Regions from separate parts of the Homo sapiens genome. Here region 2 is linked to region 1. A link is a contact called in ENCODE Hi-C or POLR2A ChIA-PET data. All regions are on one chromosome and are shown on one strand. Each heading gives the region's core, a stretch centred on a gene start or an enhancer-like site at or near the end of the contact. The rest is flanking DNA. Distances are from core to core; before and after follow the strand shown.

Region 1 (6,560 bases), core at 2,283-4,782:
GAAGATAAAGCAGAGGCTATAATGTCAGGTGGGCGTGGTGGCTCATGCCTGTAATCCCAGCACTTTGGGAGGCCAAGGCGGGCGGATCACCTGAGGTCAGGAGTTCAAGACCAGCCTGGCCAACATGGTGAAACTCCATCTCTACTTGAAATGCAAAAATTAGCCGGCCGTGGTGGCATGTGCCTGTAATCCCAGCTACTTGGGAGGCTGAGGCAGGAGAATCTCTTGAACCTGGGAAGTGGAGGTTGCAGTGAGCTGAGATCGCGCCATGGACTCCTGCCTGGGCAATGAAGTGAGACCCTGTTTCAAAAACAAACAAACACAAAACAAAGGCTATGATGTTACTTTAGCCATCCCCCCACCCTATTTTTTTTGTTTTTTTTTTTAACTTGCAGAGTTGTGCTAAGTCTTCTCTAGACCTAACCCTTTTGCCCAAAGTGGTTGGCTCCTTTCTCTTCCCCTCTGACTAAGACTTGGAAGGGCTGTTTTCACACCGGCTGCCAGTCCTTGTTAATTTTGGATGGGGTAATTTTGCCTGAACATCTGCTCAAGAGACCGAAGTCCTTTATTTCATCTCAGCCCAGAGCGGTAGAAGCATACTTGGTCTTCTCAGTCCTGTTCCACGGGGGTAGGTCTGCCCAGAGTCCCAGACCCAAGGTGTGGGTTGGGAGGTGGATTATACGGAACTTCTGGTCAATGGCACTGGGAATGCTGTCTGGGCTGTGTTGCTCTGATTGTGTTTGATTCCTTGTCTGCACCCATATTCCCAGCTCCTTCCTCATCAGCTGATTCCCACAAAGGATCCCGTAATAAGGGCTTGGTGATTCCTCCTTGCAGGGTCCTGCGGCTGGAGAGGTCAGTGGTCAGATGTTTCCTGGACCCTGGCTGTAGGGTGCACACTGGAGGATCCTGAGGTCAATTTGTTTGTTTATTCAGCCAGTATTAATTGAGCAACTGTTATGTGCCAGATGCTGTAGAGCTAAGGATAAAGCAGAGAATGAGATAGCTATAGCCCTGCTCTGGGGTAACTCACAGCCTGAGGCTGGGTGGAGATAGCAAACCAATAGGTAGCTAAAATGATTTCAGGCTGGAAGGGAGGAGTAGAAAGTTATAAGGGGATGGTGTAGGATGAAGGGGGGGTCTCCCTGAGCTGCACCTGAAGGATGGGAAGGGGATGGTCACAGAAGAGCTGAAGAAAAGCATCTTGAGAGGTGGCAACAGCAAGTTCCAAGGCCTGGAGATAGGCAGGTGTGGCTGTTGGAGGGAGAGAGAAGGCCAGTGTGTCTAATGGAATCAGGGGAGGAAAGCTGGGTAGAGAGGCTGGGTCCCCACCTCAGTAGACATAAGCAACCCTGAGTCCATGTCTCTCTTGAGCCTGGGTGGAATGTTCGGCCCTGCCTCCCTGTTTGGGGGCCCCGGAGGGCTGGAAGGCATACATGGTCCATCTCTCGGCCTGGGGTACAGCTGTGCCGGAGCTGAGTCAGAGCTGATGGTCCATGCCCAGCCTCCCTCTCAGGCTGTGGCCCCGGAGGGCTCCCAAGAGACAGGAAAGTCAACAGGCAGTTGCAATGTGCCTTTTTCTTAAGAAAAAAAAAAAAAACAAACTTTATTTAAAAATAATAAAAATATAAACAAATTAAAGTCACTGTGATGTTACATGTTTCTTGAATCAGTGAAGAAAGGCATGAAGGTCTCACCTCACGCATTCAGGCCCAGCCCTGGAGGTACAACCATATGAGTAGCTTGGGGCACAGGCTTTCTAAGTTTAAGCAGACTTAAGAATAGACTTACAAAGCGGCATCATGCGGTACATACTGGTCTGCAGCATTTTTTTAAAATCTGCTTTTTATTTTATTTTATTTTACTTTATTTTTTTGAGGCAGAGGCTCACTTTGTCGCCCAGGCTGGACTGCAGTGGTGCGATCTCAGCTTACTGCAACCTCTACCTCCCGGATTCAAGTGATTCTCATGCCTCAGCCTCCTGAGTAGCTGGAATTACAGGCACGTGCCACCACACCCAGCTAATTTTTGTATTTTTAGTAGAGACGGGATTTCAGCATGTTGACCAGGCTGGTCTCAAACTCCTGACCTCAAGTGATCCACCCACCTCGGCTTCCCAAAGTGCTGGGATTACAGGCGTGAGCCACCGTGCCCAGCAAAATCTGCTTTTTAATATAACAGGGTCATGTTTTCAGGTTAGAAAACACAAATCTACCTAAGGGCTGCCCAGTGCTCTTCTACTGATTTTCCATACTAATTACAGGTGGCCCATAATTAATTCAACCAGTCCCCTACCAATAAATACTTTTTATGACCATTTTATTTATTTGCAATGAGGAATTCAATGCAATGAAATGAAGCAAAAAACTTCAATACCCACCAAAGCACTTGGGTCAGGATGGCCCTTCAATTCTTTTTTACTGGAATCAGAACAATGCAAGACTCCAAATTCTAAAATCATAGTAATGACAGCAGCATTAACTATGCGCTGGGAATTTTACTAAGCATTTCACATACACTGTCTATTTTAATTCTCGCCACATCTTCTTAAGTTCAGTAATATTAACTTTATCTTTTTTTTTTTTTTTTTGAGATGGAGTTTTGCTCTTGTTGTCCAGGCTGGAGTGCAATGGTGTGATCTCGGCTCACTGCAACCTCCGCCTCCCCGGTTCAAGCGATTCTCCTGCCTCAGCCTCCCAAGTAGCTAGGATTACAGGCGCCCACTACCACGCCCAGCTAATTTTTTGTATTTTTAGTAGAGACAGGGTTTCACCATGTTGGTCAGGTGGGTCTCGAACTCCTGACCTCAGGTGGTCCACCTACCTTGGCCTCCCAAAGTGCTGGGATTACAGTCATGAGCCACCGAACCTGGCCAAACTTTATCATTTTTGCTTATGAGGAAACTGAGGCACAGAGAGCTGCCACTCGAAGGCCACACAGTGAGTAAACTTTGGGGACAGAACTTGAACCTGGGCAGAGTGACATCAGGCTGAGAAAACTCCATCAGCATTTATTTTTTATTTTTGAGATGAAGTCTTGCTCTGTCACCCAGGCTGGAGTGCAGTGGTGCGATCTCGGCTCACTGCAACCTCCACCTCCCAGGTTCAAGTGATTCTCCTGCCTCAGCCTCCCGAGTAGCTGGGATTGCAAGTGCCCGCCACCATGCCTCGCTAATTTTTGTATTTGTAGTAGAGATCGGGTTTCGCCACGTTGGCCAGGCTGGTCTTGAACTCCTGACCTCAAGTGATCCACTCGCCTCGGCCTCCCAAAGTGCTGGGATTACAGGTGTGAACCACAACACCTGGCCCCATCAGCATTTGTTTTGAATTCTACTGCCCCATGGGAGTGCAATTCAGAGGTTGGGATTATTGGGTTCTCCAGGCGAAAGCCCAGGACTTGTGCACCCGTGGATGCGGGGTGGAGTGGGGAGGAGGAGCCTGGGAAAATGACCCCAAGGTACCTTGCAAACCGCACACTTCCCTTAGAGACCAGCCTCCTGGAGTGTGTCTTGCACGTGCTGCATAAAATCAAGAAAGACAACGGATGTGGGCTTTCACTTCCTGTTGGGGACTTGTTTGTCCAGAACCGAGTGCAGACCTTCCATGAGAAAGTACAGGTCAGGCCAGATTCCTTGGCTGCCCTTGGAGCTTCTGGTACCAAAAGGGTGCAAAAGAAAGAAGATGGACCCTTGGCTCATAGTTTAAGTTTTGATTTCTTATTCCTCTGAGGTCTTTTTCTCTGTGTGTGTTTTTAAAGTTAATGGTGAAAAGACCCACTTTGGAAAGCAAAGGAAAATCAGGCACCATGCTGCAGTCTCCCATAACAGACTTCGTCGCTTCATAAATTCCCTCCAGCCCAAACCTGTAGGCAGAAGTATTGCAATCATAAAATGCACTTGGAAAATGTTTATTATTTTCTGATTTTAAAATGCTTGTGTTTTTCTCAGTATTGACACATTGTGGAATATATGCAACAAATGATAAAGAAGACAGTGTTGAAATAATCTGTTGCCACTAGCCATAATCGTAACAGGTATCTTCTGTTGAACATTTTTTTTTTTTTTTTTTTTTTGAGATGGAGTTTTGCTCTTGTTGCCCAGGCTGGAGTGCAATGGCATGCTCTCAGCTCACTGCAACCTCCATCTCTGGGTTCAAGAGATCCTCCTGCCTCAGCTCCCCAAGTAGCTGGGATTACAGGTGCATGCCACCATGCTGACTAATTTTTTGTATTTTTAGTAGAGACGGGGTTTTACCATGTTGGCCTGGCTAGTCCCAAACTCTTGACCTCAGGTGATCCGCCCGCCTTGGCCTCCCAAAGTGCTGGGATCACAGGCGTGAGCCACTTTGCCCGGCCCTGAACATTTATATAATACCCTGCTCAGGTCTGTTACCATATTTAATCTTCAGAACGACCCCATAAGGTGTGGGTACTATGATTATCTCCATATGTTGGATAAGAGGCAGGGAGAGAGATCGTGCCATATCTAAGGTCTCACAAATCATTGGGGGTAGTCAAGGATTTGAAGCTGGGTGTGTCTGCTCCGAAATTTGGGGTACGTGGGAGTAAAATGGCAGAGCACTGGGGTGACAGAAGTTGGTTGTGGCCGCAGGACATGGCCAGGAAGGCTCAGGGTTCCAGTCAGCGTGTTGTGGAAGGCCTGGCAGAGAACACTGGAGAGGGCAGGACTTTCCCCCTGCCCCCCATGGGCGTCTTTCCCTGTGACCCACACTTACCAGGCTCTGGGGAGGCTGTGGGATGTGGCGGCTCACCGCCTCACTTTGGGGCGTCCCGAGGAAGGGCTGGTTGCTGTGGCTGGAACTCAGAGGAGAGGAACTAGATGGAGGAGCTGCAAGGCACAGGGATCTGAAACTGCATAAGGAGTGCTGACTCTGAGGCCAGGCTGCCTGGGTTCCAATCCGGCTTCCCCACAGGGTCTGGCTGTGTGACCTTGGCCTGTGCTCTTGCCTCTCTGTGCCTGGTGTCCTCCCCTGTAGGATGGGGTGAGGAGACCTGCCTCCTATGGGTGCTGTACAGATGAGACAAGCCCATGTATACGAGGTGCTTAGAGTGATGCCAGGCATGTAGTGAGCGCTCATAAGACTCAGGGGTAAGAATAGTGCCTGGAGAGGCAGGAATGAGGGTAGGAGCCAGGTTGTGCAGGGCCTTGAGGGCCACAGTGAAGCTTCCACGGTATCTTGAGGGCACAGCAAAGCAGGGAAGGGCTTGAAATCTGCATCTGCATGAATCTTTGTGGTGAGTGACCCTACAAGGGTCCCACCCACATGAGATCTTTCTCCAGCCTCCCAGGAACCTTCTAGCCTCACAATGATCTGGTAAGTTTCTCTCGTGTAACAACCTTGACCTGTCTTTGAAGCCATCTCCTTTGTTATTAGATTATGTCAGTTGTTGCTTAAAGGCTGTGATTTAATAACTACTGTGGGTCTTTGCACAGCCGCCTTGCTTCTCTGGGCCTCAGTTGCCTTGTCTGCCAGTGCAGGGCTGGCTAGTTTCTAAGGGTACTCTCAAGAACCTGTGTGCTGGAATTCTATGGCTGTCAGTGGGTAGAGTTTTGTCTGCCATGCACACCCACCAGAGGTGGGAAAAGGTCTCCTTCTTCGTGTTGCGTCCCTTGACCCGGAGAGGACAGTCCATGAGAACTCTCCTCTTGGTGATGCCCTTTTTGTTGGACCGCCATTTTGTATTTTCTGTTTCATCTGCCACTTATTGGTGTGAGCCTGGAAGACAGCTGGGAATGGAAGCTTTATGGATCCTACTTAATACTTCCTGACCACATTTCCAGCTACTATTTTCTCCCTTTCTTCCCCATTATGAACTTCTGAAAATGATCTTTTTTTTTTTTTTTTCAAAGCAAGCTCATATAAGTGGAAAAAGAAATGATGCTGTTGGTAGCAGAATTCAAGAATTCAATTCAGGCAAGGAGAGGCTATGGGGGAGGGTGACAAACCAAACATCAACATGTTGCCATTTCCGCTGTTCATTTCTTACTCAGTCTTCAGGCTTCAAGCTCACTTTGCAGGTGTGGATGAGGACCCACTTTTTGATGAAGACCCTAGGTTGGCCTGTACAGTCACGCTCCTGGTGGTGACCTCTACCTGAAAAGGGGACATGTGTCTCTGTTGGGTGGTCTTTGACTTGTCTTTGACAAAGAAATGAGGATTGTCCCTGACTAGTTCTGTACAGGACTTTGCACACTGAAAGGACTCAGGTCTTGATGACTTCACTTCCAATTCCTCGATGTCCATCCAGCGATCTTCCCTTGCTTCCTTTTGAGCATCAGACATGCCTGCTCAGTTGTCTGAGAAAACAGGGGGCCGAAGTATTCTGCCCTCATCAAGGGGGCATGGGTGATGTTAGCCTTTGGCCTTTTCTTGGCCTCACCAGCAGCCTTTGGAGCTGCTGACACTTCTGTCTGTTCAGTCATGAGATGTTGATTAGGCATTTGTGCGTGTTGGGGAGATGGTGATAAATATGACTTGGTCCCTTCAGCAGGGACCAAGGGACACTAGAGTGAGAGTCAGTAAACAAACTGCCTGTTCTTT
Region 2 (6,370 bases), core at 1,927-4,426, 85 kb before region 1:
AAGAAACTTTTTGTGTTTTGTTTTTCTGGTTCGAAGGGCAGTGAATTCTCAGAATGTTGTCGGCCATGGGTTTGACATTCCTCTTTTCCTAGATTAAAACTCTGTGCTCTGTTACCTTCTAGGAAGGCGTGTGTGTGTGTATGTGCGAATTCAAATACACATTTACATTAAACTACAGCCTCACAAGAACTCCAGGCCTTACAGATGCTAGCTAGAAAAATCAAAGGATTTCAGAGCCAGAAGCCACCAAGGAAACTGATTCAGTTTAATGCTGTTCAGTTATAAATGAGAAGGTGTTGAGGCCTCCAGTGGGTGGGGGACTTTTCCAAAGTCACGCTGCTACTTAGTGGCGGAGCAGGACTGCACTCTTCATTTCCTGCTTCGTAAAACAGGGTTTCATTACTGTATATCATGCTATGTCACCTACCACCTATGAAATAAAATTAAAAATGTTTCTTTTGGGAGTTACATTTATTTTCTTACACAATTACACAAATCAAAGGAAGTCTCCTTTCTGCCATGCCACTGTCCTCCCATTCCTTAGTTCCCCTCCCTGGAGGATGTCACTATTACTTGTGACTTCCAGAGAAAGCCTGTGCATCCTTCAGCTGTGCGTGTACATCTGTCTGTGTGTGTACATATGTGTGTGTACATCTGTCTGTGCGTGTACATCTGTACATCTGTGTATATATGTGCAGGTGTAATCTGTATACATCTGTGTGTACATCTGTCTGTGTACATTGTGTGTACATCTCTCTGTGTTTGTGTACATCCTCTCACTTTTTATGCTGTGCACACTATACAGCTTGCTTTTCTCTAATACTAAATCTCAGTGGTCATTCCATGTCAATGCATAAAGAACTTCTTCAGGCCTTTTTGTAGCTATACTGTATCCCATCATATGAATGAGCCAGAATTAATTCATCCCCAATAGATGGGCTTTGGGTTGCTTCCAGTCTTTTGGGATTACAGTCAGGGTTGTAGTAATGAATCTTAAGCATACACAGGTCATTTTGCACAGGTGAGAGTATATCTGCAGGAAGAATTTTTTTTTTTTTTTTTTTTTGGGACAGGTTCTCATCCTGTCACCCAAGCTGGGAGGTGGTGGTACGATCATGGCTCACTACAGCCTTGATCCTCCCACCTCAGCTTCTCCAGTGGCTGGGACTACAGGTAGGTGCCACCATGCCCAGCTAATGAAAAAAAAATTTTTGTTTTAGAGATGGGGTCTCTACGTTGCCCAGGCTGGTCTTAAACTCCTGACCTCAAGCAATCTTCCTACCTCTGTCTCCCAAACGGTTGGGATTCCAGGTGTGAGCCACCATGACTGGCCCAGGATGAATTTCTAAAAGTAGCATTGCTTGGTTCCGAGGGCACATGTGGTTCCGGGGGCACGTGTGTTTGGAATTTTCATGGATATTACAAAATGACCCTCTCTAGAGTTATAGCCTTCTATCTTTTGGTTTGGATATTAGCATCTTTGAGTAATAGTTTATTCCAGGTAGACTTTTCTGAACTTGCCTCATTCATTCAGCCAACACATCCTTTCTGAGGGCCTGTTTAGTGGCAGGACCATTCCAAGTGCTTAGGGGCATGGCGGAGCAAGAGTCCTCATGGCATTTGCTGATTGGTGGGGGTGGATCTCGAGGTCGAGGGAAGGGCAGACTGGAGGTCGAGGGAAACGGAGCACTCCACAGTTCCTCAGTCGTTATGGTGAGATGTGCACAGAACACAGCAGGGGCCTGTGAGTGGGGCCTGAGCTAGTCAAGTGGTCAGGGGTCCTTCTAGAAGCATGCAGTACTTAAGCCCAGCTCATGGGCATGAATGGGCTTTAGTCCTGTGGAGAAGGGGGCCTGGCAGTGGGTAGGGGAGGAGCTGTTGAGGCAGGGGGAGCAGCAAGTACCAAGGTCCCGGGGCAGGAAGGAGCTTGATGCTTTTAAAAACTCCCCTTTGCCAGACACGGTTGTTCTCGTCTGTAATCACAACACTTTGGGAGGCTGAGGTGGGAGGATCACTTGAGCTCAGGAGTTGGAGACTAGCCTGGGCAACATAGTGAGACCTCCTGTCTACTAAAAATAAAAAAAAATTAGCTGAGCCCGGTGGTGTGCACTGGTAGTCCCAGCTACTTGGGAGGCTGAGGTGGGAGGATTGCTTGAGCCTGGGAGGTGGAGGCTGCAGTGAGCTATTATTGCGCCACAGCACTTCAACCTGGGCAGCTGAGTAAGACCTCAAAAACAAAACAAAAATCACCACACTCCCCTTTGGCTGGAGTTCAGAGAGAGGGAGGGGAGAGAGTGAATGCAGGCGAGGGTAGATGCACAGGCAGGGCCCAGCCAGGCTGCCTGGCGGGGGTCATTTATTTTTACCTAAGAGCTGTGGGGAGCCATTTTGGAAGTAGGGGTACCATATGGACCCTAAGAGATCAGCTTGGCTAAACTGGACAGTATTTCCTCTAGGATAGCCCAGAAAGGGAACAAGGAGGCTGAGGCTCACTGGGGTGGCCACCTGGGGTCCCCCAAAGCAGGAAGAGGGCTTGTTTCTGGCTGGCAGGCCCCGGACATGGTTCTTATATTTACTTATTCTCTCAGCCACTCGGCAAATGTTTATGGGGGCTTGCAAGTGCCAGGCCCTGTGGTAGGTGCTTGGCAGACAATGCTGGGCCACAGTGACACGGGCCCAACACTGACGGAGCTCTGGGTCGAGTGTGGGGTTGTAAAATTCTCTAAAGGGCCAAGGAGTAAATATTTCAGGCTTTGGGGGCCATTCGGTTCCCAGACTACCAACTCTGCTGTTGTAGTATAGGAGCAAGCTGTAGCTTGCTTTGTTCACCCTGTGTCAATAAATAGGCTGGCTGTGTTGTCATAAAACTATTTACAAACACAACCCATGGGCCGCATTTGGCCCATGGGCTGTGGTTTGCCTGCACCTGGTTTGGCAGAATGAGATTCCCTAAACAGATACCTGGTGCGACGGGAGCTGTTAGCAGGCGTCAGTGGAGAAAAGATGGCAGGGAAAAGGGAAGGAGGGGATCTTTTTGATGGGTCGATCTCAGGAGGTGCGGGCTGAGCAGATGCAGGAAGGAACCAGGGGAAGTGGGAGGATCTCGCGGGGAGGGTTTCCAGGCAGAGGGAACCCAAGGCGTCTGAGGCAGGAGCTGCTTAAGTACGGCGAAGAGGTTGGAGGGGTTGTTGCTGACTCAGCTTGGGGAGAAGTGGGGAGTGGTGGGGGTGGGTGGCAGGCCGGGGCACATGCTGCGTTAGTGACTTTAGGTTCCATCTAAAGTGTCCAGAAGCCTTTATAGTAGGTTTTGAGAATGGACATTTTAAAGGCTGCTGCGTGACAAACAGACTGACAGAGCCACAGAGGAAGTGGGGAGGCCAGGGAGGAGATGACTGCAGTAGTCCCCATGGGAGAGGACGGCGGCTTGGACCAGGGTGGATGCGATGGAATGGGGAGACCTGGGAATCTAGTTTCTGTTCTGACAGTGGAGCAGTCAGGGCTGATGATGGATCAGATGTGAGGCATCAGAGTAAGGAGTCCAGGCCGCCCCATGAGCTGGCGGGGAGGTTGGAGGAGCCTCTGATGAGGTGGGGGGCCTTGGAGGTGGAGTTGCTGTGAGGGGTGGGTGGGTGGCACTAACTCCGTGGGAATTTCCCAAGCAGCCCCACGTGCCTGGACCTGTACAGGATGCAGTGAGGCAGGGTGTCTGCTAGAAGAGGGTCAGGCTGAGAATTAAATGACAGTGTGAGGTGATGGGTGGCAGTGTCCTTGGGTGGCTGACATAGAACATTCTACTTGAACAGCATTCTGCAGCGGTAGGGCCTTTCGAGGTGGCAGCAGGAGCCCGGGCTAGGCAGCCGCTAAAAGAGGAAGTTAGGTCATTTTGCAGTCATTGGTTTTATCTTTATTTTAGTGTATTTTATTTTATTTTTGAGACAGAGTCTCACTCTATCACCCAGGCCGGCATGCAGTGGCACAGTCTTGGCTCATTGAAACCTCCGCCTCCTGGTTTTAAGCGATTCTTGTGCCTCAGCCTCCTGAGTAGCTGGGATTACAGGCCTGTGCCACCACGCCTGGCTAATTTTTGTATTTTTAGTAGAGATGGGGTTTCACCATGTTGGCCGGGCTGGTCTCAAACTCCTGACCGCAAGTGATCTGCCCGCCTCAGCCTCCCGAAGTGCCGGGATTCCAGGTGTGAGCCACCACGCCCGGCCTGCATCCATTGGGTCTAATAGTTTGGGTGTCAGGTAACCTCTGTAGCAGTGACCCTGCCTGTTGGGGGGCAAGTGGCTTGCCTGTGGTATTTTTAAGCCTGCTAATTCCGTATCTTTCGGTGGGCCTTTTCCCCGCTCTGGGCCTCAGTTTCCTCATTTGTAAAATGACACAGATGAGACATGAGTCAGGAGCCCTGGATCTGAATGAAGCCACTTCTTGTACTTGGTGTGAAATCTGGGATTGAAGCCCAGGGCACTGTGGGCTGCAGAGTCTGCGCAGCCTCCCTCTGTGTCCTGCGTCCACGTCATGTGTGTAGAGTGCTGCCATAGGCCCTAGATAGGTGCTTTTCAAACTAGGGGTCATGACCTACCGCGCAGACGGGTTAGGGGATCCGTCTAATGGGTCGTGACCAGCGTTGAAGCAAAATCACTCAGGCAGGAGGGAGGGTCTGAGGGTGTCATGTAGCAGGGGTAAGTATTGACTCGAGAGGCTTTTGTTTCAGTTGTGGGTGTATATGGTGGCGTGAATGGGGTTGTGAGATAAAGTGCACTTCTCCGAAGGGTTTCATTTAAAGCCAAGTTTCGAGGCCCTTAGCCCAGGGGTCTTCCAGAACTCATTCTGCTTCGACCTGTCTTCTCCAGGGACCTGGGACAAAGTGGCCTCAGTTTTCTTCTGGTGAGGGACGGAGCTTCTAGCTTGGGGTTTGGCATGGTGGGAATTTGAAAAAAATAAACGACGTGAGACGAAATCCAGCCTGTGATTGCTCTGCACCGGGAGTTCTGTTTTTGAGGCTTAAAAAGAACCCCCTTCCCCCTTCTCTTTCCAGAAGAGCCGAATGCACATAAGGTCGCCAGCCCACCCTCCGGACCCGCATACCCCGATGATGTCCTGGACTATGGCCTCAAGCCATACAGCCCCCTTGCTAGTCTCTCTGGCGAGCCCCCCGGCCGATTCGGAGAGCCGGATAGGGTAGGGCCGCAGAAGTTTCTGAGCGCGGCCAAGCCAGCAGGGGCCTCGGGCCTGAGCCCTCGGATCGAGATCACTCCGTCCCACGAACTGATCCAGGCAGTGGGGCCCCTCCGCATGAGAGACGCGGGCCTCCTGGTGGAGCAGCCGCCCCTGGCCGGGGTGGCCGCCAGCCCGAGGTTCACCCTGCCCGTGCCCGGCTTCGAGGGCTACCGCGAGCCGCTTTGCTTGAGCCCCGCTAGCAGCGGCTCCTCTGCCAGCTTCATTTCTGACACCTTCTCCCCCTACACCTCGCCCTGCGTCTCGCCCAATAACGGCGGGCCCGACGACCTGTGTCCGCAGTTTCAAAACATCCCTGCTCATTATTCCCCCAGAACCTCGCCAATAATGTCACCTCGAACCAGCCTCGCCGAGGACAGCTGCCTGGGCCGCCACTCGCCCGTGCCCCGTCCGGCCTCCCGCTCCTCATCGCCTGGTGCCAAGCGGAGGCATTCGTGCGCCGAGGCCTTGGTTGCCCTGCCGCCCGGAGCCTCACCCCAGCGCTCCCGGAGCCCCTCGCCGCAGCCCTCATCTCACGTGGCACCCCAGGACCACGGCTCCCCGGCTGGGTACCCCCCTGTGGCTGGCTCTGCCGTGATCATGGATGCCCTGAACAGCCTCGCCACGGACTCGCCTTGTGGGATCCCCCCCAAGATGTGGAAGACCAGCCCTGACCCCTCGCCGGTGTCTGCCGCCCCATCCAAGGCCGGCCTGCCTCGCCACATCTACCCGGCCGTGGAGTTCCTGGGGCCCTGCGAGCAGGGCGAGAGGAGAAACTCGGCTCCAGAATCCATCCTGCTGGTTCCGCCCACTTGGCCCAAGCCGCTGGTGCCTGCCATTCCCATCTGCAGGTGAGCAGGGCTTTGAAAATGATTGATTCTGTGGTTTAGTTTTAAGAGATGGTTTTCTGGTTATGAGCATGGGATTCAGAGTCAGGTTTAAGACTGACTTTAAATGGATTTAAATCTTGGCTTGGCCCCTTGCTGGTTGCGAGACCCTGAGACGGAAGTTAAATTCCCGGGCCAGGTTTTTCTCATCTGTAAAATGGGTATAATTCGTGTACCTGACTCACCAGGTGGCTATGAGGATGCAGTCATGATAAATGTAATTGCTCATATGGCACCTGGTTTATTCAAAAAGTGTTTTTCAA

Evidence for each region. A loop is a pair of places that touch in the nucleus more often than their neighbours do. ChIA-PET counts read pairs that join two places held with the same protein, here RNA polymerase II (POLR2A). Pooled maps may share reads with other maps.
Region 2: a loop to region 1 is called in a map with no recorded cell type, with 3 times the contacts of the local background. The contact joins two enhancer-like sites. A Hi-C loop is called at or near these places in 9 of 168 maps with a recorded cell type or tissue (PC-3, PC-9, ascending aorta and 5 more), 1 of 37 single-sample maps with no recorded cell type and 8 of 50 pooled maps. POLR2A ChIA-PET finds 5 or more read pairs at or near these places in 4 of 52 experiments (HEK293, RWPE1, activated CD4-positive, alpha-beta T cell and 1 more).

Annotation. Positions count from the first base shown.
Region 1 is chr20:51,437,748-51,444,307 of GRCh38, reverse strand. The region is part of intron 6 of NFATC2 (nuclear factor of activated T cells 2); the gene reads left to right. Among named protein-coding and RNA genes, the nearest start is that of MIR3194, 12 kb to the left of the region's middle. Within about 2 kb of position 3,532, at least 2 of the 41 ENCODE cell types and tissues checked have a DNase peak (open chromatin) inside an H3K27ac peak, as active enhancers do.
Region 2 is chr20:51,522,782-51,529,151 of GRCh38, reverse strand. NFATC2 (nuclear factor of activated T cells 2) reads left to right here. Exons shown (of 11, transcript NM_012340.5): 2 at 5,042-6,071. Among named protein-coding and RNA genes, the nearest start is that of NFATC2, 17 kb to the left of the region's middle. Within about 2 kb of position 3,176, at least 7 of the 41 ENCODE cell types and tissues checked have a DNase peak (open chromatin) inside an H3K27ac peak, as active enhancers do.